Linked DNA regions of Mus musculus: region 1 is linked to region 2. The links are chromatin contacts, found by POLR2A ChIA-PET in ENCODE. All regions are on one chromosome and are shown on one strand. Each heading gives the region's core, a stretch centred on a gene start or an enhancer-like site at or near the end of the contact. The rest is flanking DNA. Distances are from core to core; before and after follow the strand shown.

Region 1 (4,970 bases), core at 1,030-3,529, 35 kb after region 2:
TGCCTCACTCAATAACCTATGAGTGGATATATGAATAGGTGGAGAAAGTGAGCCATGAAATACTTGTGAAGAGAACATCCAAGCAGCAGCAATGACAGATGCGAAGGTTTCAAGCTCGGAACATCAATTAGCGCCCTGGGCCAGGTGCTGGGATGAGGCCAGAGTGCACAGAAGGAAATAATAGTTTCAGTTGGGCAACTATTACAGTCGTTCAGGTTAGAGAAAAGAAATGCAGTGTCTTAAAAATGGTGGGGAGGAAGACATAGGGTGTTTACATCGAAACTCCATTGGCTGTGGCTATGAGGGGCAGGAGGAAGTGCCTGTGTCAGGGAGACTTTGAGATAGAATGCTAGCTCCTCAGAAGTTTTACTGTTGGTTTGTGTAAACAGAGCAGAACATTTATACTAAATAGGCTACTCTGGCTTTGGTGGAATGCCGTGTGTGTGTGTGTGTGTGTGTGTGTGTGTGTGTGTGTGTTTAAGTAAAGCTTTCAACAAATGTTTTGGTAACTGATTCTTCTTTGCTGTGGTACCTGACTTCAGTATTAGCTGCATTGTGAGTGGTAGATAAAGGTGGTGGTTTGAGATTTGAATCCAAGACTGGTTAGTTTTTATACGAATGGCAGATTCCCTGGTGGGTGGGTCATTAGCTAGAATCAGGAAAGACAGTTTCTCCTAGGTGAGTGGGACCCCCCCTCCCCACAAGTGGCCAAACACCATAGAGAAACCAAACAAAAACACAAATAATGTCCTCTTTCAATTTAAAGTGTAAAACTTGCCAAGCAGTGGTGGCAGACACCTTTAGAGGCAGGTGGATCTGTGAGTTGGAAGCCAGCCTGGTCCACAGAGTGAGTTCCAAGCCAGCCAGGGCTACACAGAGAAACTGTCTTAGAAAACAAAAACAAACTAACAAACAACACCCCTCAATTATTTTAACTACTCTCTAACCCTAGATCCCCACTAGGCAAGACATCCTGAGCCCCAACCACGAGCTCTCCAAAGGACAGCAGTATATACATACACTCACAAAACCATAATGACATGAAATGATTAACATGTGACTGAAGGAATGGCACAAACTGAATTTTCAATAATCGCATTCTCCCACCCCCCTCCCCCCACCTTTATGTCTTTCCAGACAGGGTTTCTCTGTGTAAATAGCACTGGCTGCCCTGGAACTCGCTTTGTAGACCAGGTTGGCTTCAAACTTACAGAGATCCATCTGCCTCTGTTTCCAAAGGCGTGCACTACCACGCCCAGCTGCATATCGGGTTTTTGTCTTTTTGTTTTTTTTACGTAGGAAGAAAGGAAAACATCAAACATCTTACCACCCAAACCACCCAGCTGGGGTCAATTCATACATTGAGAAATGGCTGAGGAAAAAAAAAAGGCAAGAAGATTCTGTACTGACTTAAAACAAGTTGCCTCACACCAACCCAGAAAAGGTTACATTTTCAACTTGAGCTGTAATTTTCACGCAAAAATCTGAACCAAGATTTACCGATTATAGCGGCATCCGATATCACATTCCCCAGACGTTTTCTGTAGAATACAAATTAGGTTATCTAGTCCGCAGGGAGGAATCCCACTATCTATGTAGCCTGCTAAGATTTCATCTTTCTTTACCATAGACACTGGATCCAAGTTTGGCTCTAAAAGGATCCTTTGTTTCACACCCAAGTTTGGCTCCCACGTACAGCATCGTCAAGCTGAGGTGATGAAAACTGAACCCACACCGCTTGCCTCCCAGGCAAACCTCTGACCACTATACATTCCCCCAGCTCCATTCAGATACCTAGTCATGCAAGGTTCCTTTCTTCAACATCCATCTTCTCCAACCCTTTCCCCAAACAGCCCCTCGGGTCGCCACCGAGCCACAGACAGGAAATGGGGCTGGCGCCCCTCCTTTTCAACCTTGCTCGGAGCCGTGGGTGTGGACGACCTCGACTGCAGATCCCGGGGTTCCCCAGGATTCTGCAGGTCCAGGTTCACTGCCCCTGGGCTGACAGGCAGGACCATAGGGGCTGCATGGTCCTCGGATGTGATCACTAGAGAGGGGAGGCGGCAGGCGGGCCTGGCAACCCCGAACCCGCGCGGCCCCGCACATGCCACGTCAGGCCGTACCTGGCTCGTAGCGTTGCTGGCTGCGGAGCTCAGGAGGCGGCACCCAGGGTCGGGGTCCGGGCTGGGTTCAGCTTCCCTCTTGGACCTCACCCGCAGCAGCCGCCCCGCCCAGGTGTCTTCTGATTGGCTTCTTGCACTTTTGCTTCCGGGTGAGAGGTCGCCCGGTCGCCCCAGCAACCGAGGCCCGCTCTGTCCTAGAGCCCAGCTCCCTCCAGCCTGCCGAGCTGGCGAGCCTAGGGGAATCGCAGAGTCGCGAAAGCCTGTCCTTCACGTCTCCATCAAGTGAGTGCGCTTCCTCTCGGGAGCTGATGGACCCGGAGCCAGCCGCAGCATCCACTCTGGGGTGGAGGGGCACCGACAGCCCGGCGTCGGGGGATCCGGAGATACAGCGTGGGCCCCCGAGTCTGTGGGTTCGCTGTGCCTATCACTCCGGATTTGTTTCCTTTACGGTGCCAGATCAATGGCAGAGGTTCCTGCTAACTCACATAATCCAGAAATTTGAATGTGGAAACGTCACCCCCTTATTTAGAGAATATTAGTTTCTGTAATCGAACTCACACAGATAAGGTTTTACCTATGTAATACAGTGAAGTAAGCCTGTACAAATGGAAAAGAAATTAGCTTGATGTTTCTAGACTAATATGGCTGCTGATTTTGGTACAATGACAACTCAACATGGTTGAAAACACAAGTACAGTTTTCAAAAATTAAACGTGTGTTTAATATATATACATATTTAATATATTATATAATATATATTAACATATAATATATTAATATTATTTTAAATATAGGTATATGTTTATATGTGTATATATTTATATATGTGTATATATTTTTATATATGTATATATATCTATGTATATGTATAAAGAGCAATAATAGTATGTTATGCATCAGTAATAACAACAGCTTTTTCAGGTCCTGTAGTCATCTGAACAAAATTGTAGACGTCTAGCCTCGCCTTAAAAACAAACAAACAGAAAAACACCACCAAACAACTAGAAACAGCACAGGTCTGTGACCATTAGGGTACCAGCACAATATATATATGTATATAAGTATACACATATACATACATGTGTGTGTATTGTACATATATAATTATATGTATATTATATATATGTATGTATATTATAGACATATAATTAGCTTTTAAATCATCTGTAAAGAAGACATCCTGAGTAATATTGGAACCATCTTTGATAAAGCTACCAATTCATATCATGCAGCAGGTAGGAGATATTTTACACTCACATGATACAGTGCTGCCCCCACATTTGTAACACTAGAGGGCGAAAAAGGCATTTGAGACTTCTTTTTACTTTTTTCAGCAGAGGGCCAAATGCTGGTGTGACATAGCTCTGTAAAAGAAGTGCACTCTTTTAGATAGGAATTCCTTTCAGTAGTGTTCAAAGTATTACACTCTCACGAAACAACAAACAAACAAACAAAACCAAAAAAAAAAAAACCCTGAAAACCAAAAAGGGGAAACATTTCCCCGAGATAAAGCCGTACAAGACTATGCTCATCAAACGTGGAAATCTGAAGAGCGGTTGAGGACTGCTTCATTTCCTGTATGATCAGTTGTGTTTAGTAGTGTCCTGCTTAGTAGGCGTTTAATGATTCTGTCTCAAGAGCCATTCATTCCCTAGATAAGCATTTTCTGTTTGTACTCAATACCGAGTCAGGTGGTGGGAGGACATTTCATCGATCTATGGTCCCTATTTTAGTGTAGGTGACTAACTACACATAAGCATTGCTTTACTAAGACCCCTAGTCCTGGAACCAGAGGAGTTTAAGGATGAGAAGAAGTCAGACAGACTTTGCAGAGGGGCCATCTACAGAGTTGGACACTAGCCTGCATGGCCTACATAGGTTCATCCTTTTAGTCAAAAGTAAGAATGAGACATTGAGGTAGAATCTGTTTCTACCCAAAGAAGACGCTCGTGCCTCCGGGAGAGCACAGCATAGCTGCAGTGGGCACTGTGAGCAGATTTCGTAATCTGATAAGCATTGTTAAAGCATCCACTACTGCCTGACTGAAAAAAAAAAGTTAACTTTGTACTAATAAAATCATACAAAATAAATTAAAATAGGCCATCTAGGGAAGATAATTTATTTCCTCAGGACTCTGCACCAGCCAGTAGAAATGCCAGTGTGTCTGTGTGAAGAGAATTTACCGGAATCCTGCTGAAAGCACATGTGCTGTGGGTCTCATGATATTAAACTATTTAAACTTACCTTTATTTCCCTCAATCTCTTAAAGCTTCGTCAGAAGTATATAAGATCAAATTTATATTTCCAAATGGAGACACATACGGTAAGCATGCATCTTAATTATCTTTTCATATAGGAAATTTGTTTTATAAAACCTTTTTTTTTCAATTCTATGAAAAATTTAATTGAAAGTTTTCAAATTTTTCTCTAGAAATATCACAGTACTTTTCTTTCTAGTAATGCTATCTTGTAAAACACTATCATAACCCAATTCCTATGTTTGTTGTTTCTACGATTATAGATGCTATTTTAAATACCTAGTACTCTCCTCTTTCTTATTTCTCTGAAAGCTGTCTAGCTAATTTCCCATAATTCACACGTTCAGATCATATAGTTAATTCCCCTCAATGATGTTGCAAAAACCCAACCAAACAACAGACAACAATGATAACAACTAAAACAAATATGCATCAGAAACAAAGCTTTGAAATGACATTTATAGTAGTATATACACAGGAAGGCTGAGCTGCTGTCATTGTGCAGGGCCACTAGTGACAATGCCAGGAATACCTCATGTATACTCTCACGACAGCAGTCATTTCAACTCCATGTTTCCAAAACATGCTA
Region 2 (4,307 bases), core at 303-2,802:
TGCAAGTGCTTTACTGAGCTACATTTAAGAATGTTGTCAAGACGACGGGGCACAGACAAGTGATCTTCCACCTTATTCCTGAGCTGTACAGTCTGGTCTACTGTGGGACCGTGGTGTAATTACTGCTGTGATGACTTAGGTCCGGTCTACTGTGGGACCATGGTGTAATTACTGCTGTGATGACTTAGGTCCGTCAGACACCACACACACTTGCTTTAGCCATTTCCTTCTCATCCAAGCTCATGGAAAAGTCACCTGGGAAAATGAATCCATTGCTTGTGATTGTGCATCCGTGTTTGACTTTCACATTCATGACGCTGGCCATGGAACCACATACAATATTCCTTTAGAGCACCGTGGCAGTAACCATTAAGAGCCGTGTTATCCTAAAAGAGGTTAGTCCCTCTGTTACTTCACCTACCTCTTTTCTTTCATCTTCCCAGAATCGATGACATACACAACATCATCAATGGTTATAGACGTCTCAGCAATGTTGGTGGAAATGATAATCTTAGTTACACCCATTGGAGGTTTCACAAACACCGCCTGCTGCTCTTCGCTGGATAATGATGAGTGCAGCGGGTGAATTACACATCTAAAAGGAAGTGCAGCACAGTAAGGACTCGGGCATGAGCCTTTGAGACTGACCGACCTTGCTGGGTACAGTTCTACTGAAATTAATTAAATGACTTCAAGAGTTGTGGCGGTTTGAATATGCTTGGCCCATGGGAAGTGGCACTATTAGGGGGTGTGGCCTTATTGGAGGTGTAGCTTTGTTAGAGGAAGTCTGTCACTGTGGAGGTGGGGCTTTGAGGTCTCATTTGTATACTTAAGTCAGGCCAGTGAGAGCTAGACACATTTCCTCCTGCTGTCTTTGGGTGAAGATATAGAACTCTCAACTCTTTCTCAGCACCCTGTCTGCCTGGGGCTGCCATGCTTCCTACCATGACGATAATTGACTGAACCTCTAAACCTGTAAGCTAGCCCTAGTCAACTCTTGTCCCTCATAAGAGCTGCCATGGTCATGGTGTCTCTTCTCATCAATGGAAATCCCAAGACAGCATCTGTCAGCTTTGAGCACAGCTTTCAAGGCTTAGCTCTTCAAGGTATGCGGGCTCCTTCTGTTCTCATAAAATACAGTCTTCCAGAAACAAAAACCTTGTACCGACCTGGGAAGCGTTCTGGGGTTATTCAGTAGTAAACCACCAAGAGGAATAAATGAATGATATTTTATAAGTAACGAGACTAAAACAAACTAACCAGCCAAGAATATTCTTTTGCCTTAAGTCCAGGGAAAGGGGGGCGAAGTGTGATGCAAGCTAGGGCAGTCATTGCTAAGTTGTTAGCTAGCTTTGCCCTCCTATGTGACGGCACATCCAGTGATCTCTCAAAACGGCAGCCTTTCTTTGTTAGAATTAATGCTGGCTTGCTCCAGCTCTCCCTCCTCAGAAATCGGACAACTGAAACTGCACGCAGCTCTGCTGAGTCACTATGATAAGTGAAGACAAATGTCTGTCCTTGACGGAGTGCAGGAACAGTTCCTGGAGCACAGAGGTCTCCCCTTTCTAGCTGGCATAAACAATCGCATGCTTGCGAGGTGACATCACAGTCTAAGGAGGGTGAGGCCGGCCGCCCGTAGGGACCTCCAGCTCTTCATCTCCAGCGATGGCTGCAGTGTATGACTGCAGATAAAAAGCAAGTGGCTTACCGGTGACTGCGTCTGTTGTTGAAAAGAGAGTTAGACTGTAGCTGCTCATAAAGCATCTTGATTTCTGCCAGCCCTGGTAAGAACACAAGGACAGCGCCTGGGAATAAAGAACGAATAAACAAACAAACAAACAAATGAACGAACGATCAAGGAAAGCTAACAGAGGTCACAAGATTGTTTTTAAACCTACAATCTGGTAACTTTTCACTATCAGCTTTTCTTTGGAAAACGTCAGTATTTAAATGAATATGAAATCACATTTTTTGTATATACTCTGATTTAATAAGGACAAAATAGTCTTACCCCTTTCCAATAGAAAACTGAGGTATAGAAAAGCATGCTTAAGTTATACAAGAAGCACAAGCCAAGCTCTGTGTATGTGCGTGTGTGTGCATGTGTGTTCCAAAACATCTGAGAACCAAAGCAAATGCCTTGCACACATCAGACCCAGTTAAGCTCTTAAGCATACTTCAGGACCGGGCCATCGTTATCTGTTTCTACTGTAGGAAAGTAACCTTTTAGACCAGAAGATTGTTCTGTTAATGAGATCAGACATTTTACTGGCTATGATAAAAACAAAACAAAACGAAACAGAAACTATAACGGTGGCCTTATCTGGTTATCTAAGGTTTAGACACATTTGAAAGAGACAGTATACTAACTAGCCATGCCTTATTAATCACTGAGGACCTTCAATATTGTCCATTAAAGAAAATAAGCAACAATAAGAGATTATAGCATGTTTCTGTCCTAACCGCAGTCTTTCCCCAATAGTTGCTTCTGTAGATTGCTGAGACCAAATCTCACTTGGTAGTTCAGGCTGTCCTTTAGCCTATGTAGCGTCTCCTGCCTCAATGGCCCATGTACTGGGTTACAGGCATGAGCCTCCATCCCCAGCTTCCTCTTGTGCTTCATTCATGAAGGCACATAACCTCTTCACTAAGGTCCCCTCAGGCTCACACATGAAGCAGAGTGCCTGTGCCAGCCAGCTGTGCAGCATGGATGTAAAACACATCTCCTGAACTCATTACCTACCGTCATGTCTCACTCTCCTCAGGAAACAAGGAAAGGAGTCGAAACCATCACAAAAACAGAGGAGGGCCAAACAGCACAGGAATTTTATTTTTTCCACACACATTACCTCACTTGGCCTTCACAAGCACCCTACATAGGAAGGGCATCAGTAGGAGACACTCCTCAGCCCTTGGCTAGGCCTTCACTGGCAAGCTGCCTGCCTTGATACAGACTTTCATTTTCTGGCCTCAGATCCATTCCACGCTCCTTTGCACTAAATTGACACACAACTTAAGAGTGGTAAGACAATGGATAGATAGATAGATAGATAGATAGGAAATTGTCTATTTTTGTCTACTTTATTGTTATCTATTCCTCCCTCATGGCTTGGCCACCTGTCAGGAATAGTTCTCATATTCACAAATATATCACTGATTCTTTTGTTGTTGTTTGTTTGTTTTGTTGTTGTTTGTGAGGCAGGGTCTCACTGTGTATTCCTGGCTAACCTGGAACTGCCTGTTGCTATGTCCACCAGGGTGGCCTTGAACTCAGAGACCTGTCTGCCTCTTCCTCCCAAGGGCTGGGATTAAAAGCATGTGCCACCATGCCTCGTGAGTTTTGGTAATTTTCTAAAATTTCTTTCTGGCTGGAATGTTTGTTTTAAAAATATATTTTTCTTTGGAATGAAACCAAGCCACCAGTCTATTGATAATGCATTAGCAACACCTGGCCACTTGCCAAGAGAAGAATTAATAAGGAACTTAGTAATTTGCATGGCTTTCAAGTTTCCTTAGAAAACATCATGAAGGTAAAGTCTAAACTGAGAGAGCAGCCATTACCATTGCTCCTAAGTACTATGTAGTGAGCATATAAAGTCTTTTATCGATCTATTATTCCACTCAATCAGCACCCAACCCTTCAACAAAAATTTTTTTAGTTAGGCATGGTGGTGTGCACCTTTAATCCCAGCATTTAAAAGGCAGAGGCAGGTGGCTTTTTGTGAATTCAAGGCCAGCCTGGTCTACATAATGAGTTCTAGGTTACCTAGAACCTCAAAGTGAGACCCTGTCTTAATTAAAAAAGTTCTATACTTAGATGTTCCATGCCTTTTCCTAGGAGCTAAGAGATACAGGAGAACAAGAAAGCCCTGCTCTTTTTGTTTTGGTTTGTCAAGACAGGGTCTGTCTGCATAGCTCTGGCTGTCCTGGAACTCGATCTGTAGAAAAGCCTGGCCTCAAACTCAGAGATCTCCCTGCTTCTGCTTCTACCCAGCAAAATCCTTGCTCTTAAGTTTATATACTACTGAGAGGAGATGGGTCAGGAAGCAAAATAGTTTCAGACAGTGTCAAGTACTTGTCATGCTATGCAGAGTAAATGTGAGGAGAAAATCACAGATAGGATGGCCTGTAATGAGGACATAGAGGCAACCCACTCAAGAGCAGACTTGTAGCTTGTAAAGGACCACGTGTTCCATATGTGCATCACTGGGCCTGAGAAGGGAGTGTTACCTGGAGGGTAGGCGTGCTTGCCGTCTACAATCCACTCTAACAAGGCCTCTATTAGTTCAAGGTTGACCTTTTCAAAA

What was found. ChIA-PET counts read pairs that join two places held with the same protein, here RNA polymerase II (POLR2A).
Region 1: POLR2A ChIA-PET joins it to region 2 with 56 read pairs in embryonic stem cell. The contact joins the promoter of Morn2 here to the enhancer-like site in region 2. POLR2A ChIA-PET finds 5 or more read pairs at or near these places in 4 of 5 experiments (Patski and embryonic stem cell).

Annotation. Positions count from the first base shown.
Region 1 is chr17:80,287,933-80,292,902 of GRCm38, forward strand. Morn2 (MORN repeat containing 2) reads left to right here and starts at 2,280. Exons shown (of 5, transcript NM_194269.2): 1 at 2,280-2,405; 2 at 4,393-4,446. It overlaps Dhx57 (DEAH (Asp-Glu-Ala-Asp/His) box polypeptide 57), which reads right to left and starts at 2,544. Exons shown (of 24, transcript NM_001163759.1): 1 at 2,124-2,544.
Region 2 is chr17:80,253,844-80,258,150 of GRCm38, forward strand. It overlaps Dhx57 (DEAH (Asp-Glu-Ala-Asp/His) box polypeptide 57), which reads right to left. Exons shown (of 24, transcript NM_001163759.1): 13 at 4,231-4,307; 14 at 1,709-1,805; 15 at 422-595. Among named protein-coding and RNA genes, the nearest start is that of Gm52289, 23 kb to the left of the region's middle. Within about 2 kb of position 1,553, at least 1 of the 3 ENCODE cell types and tissues checked has a DNase peak (open chromatin) inside an H3K27ac peak, as active enhancers do.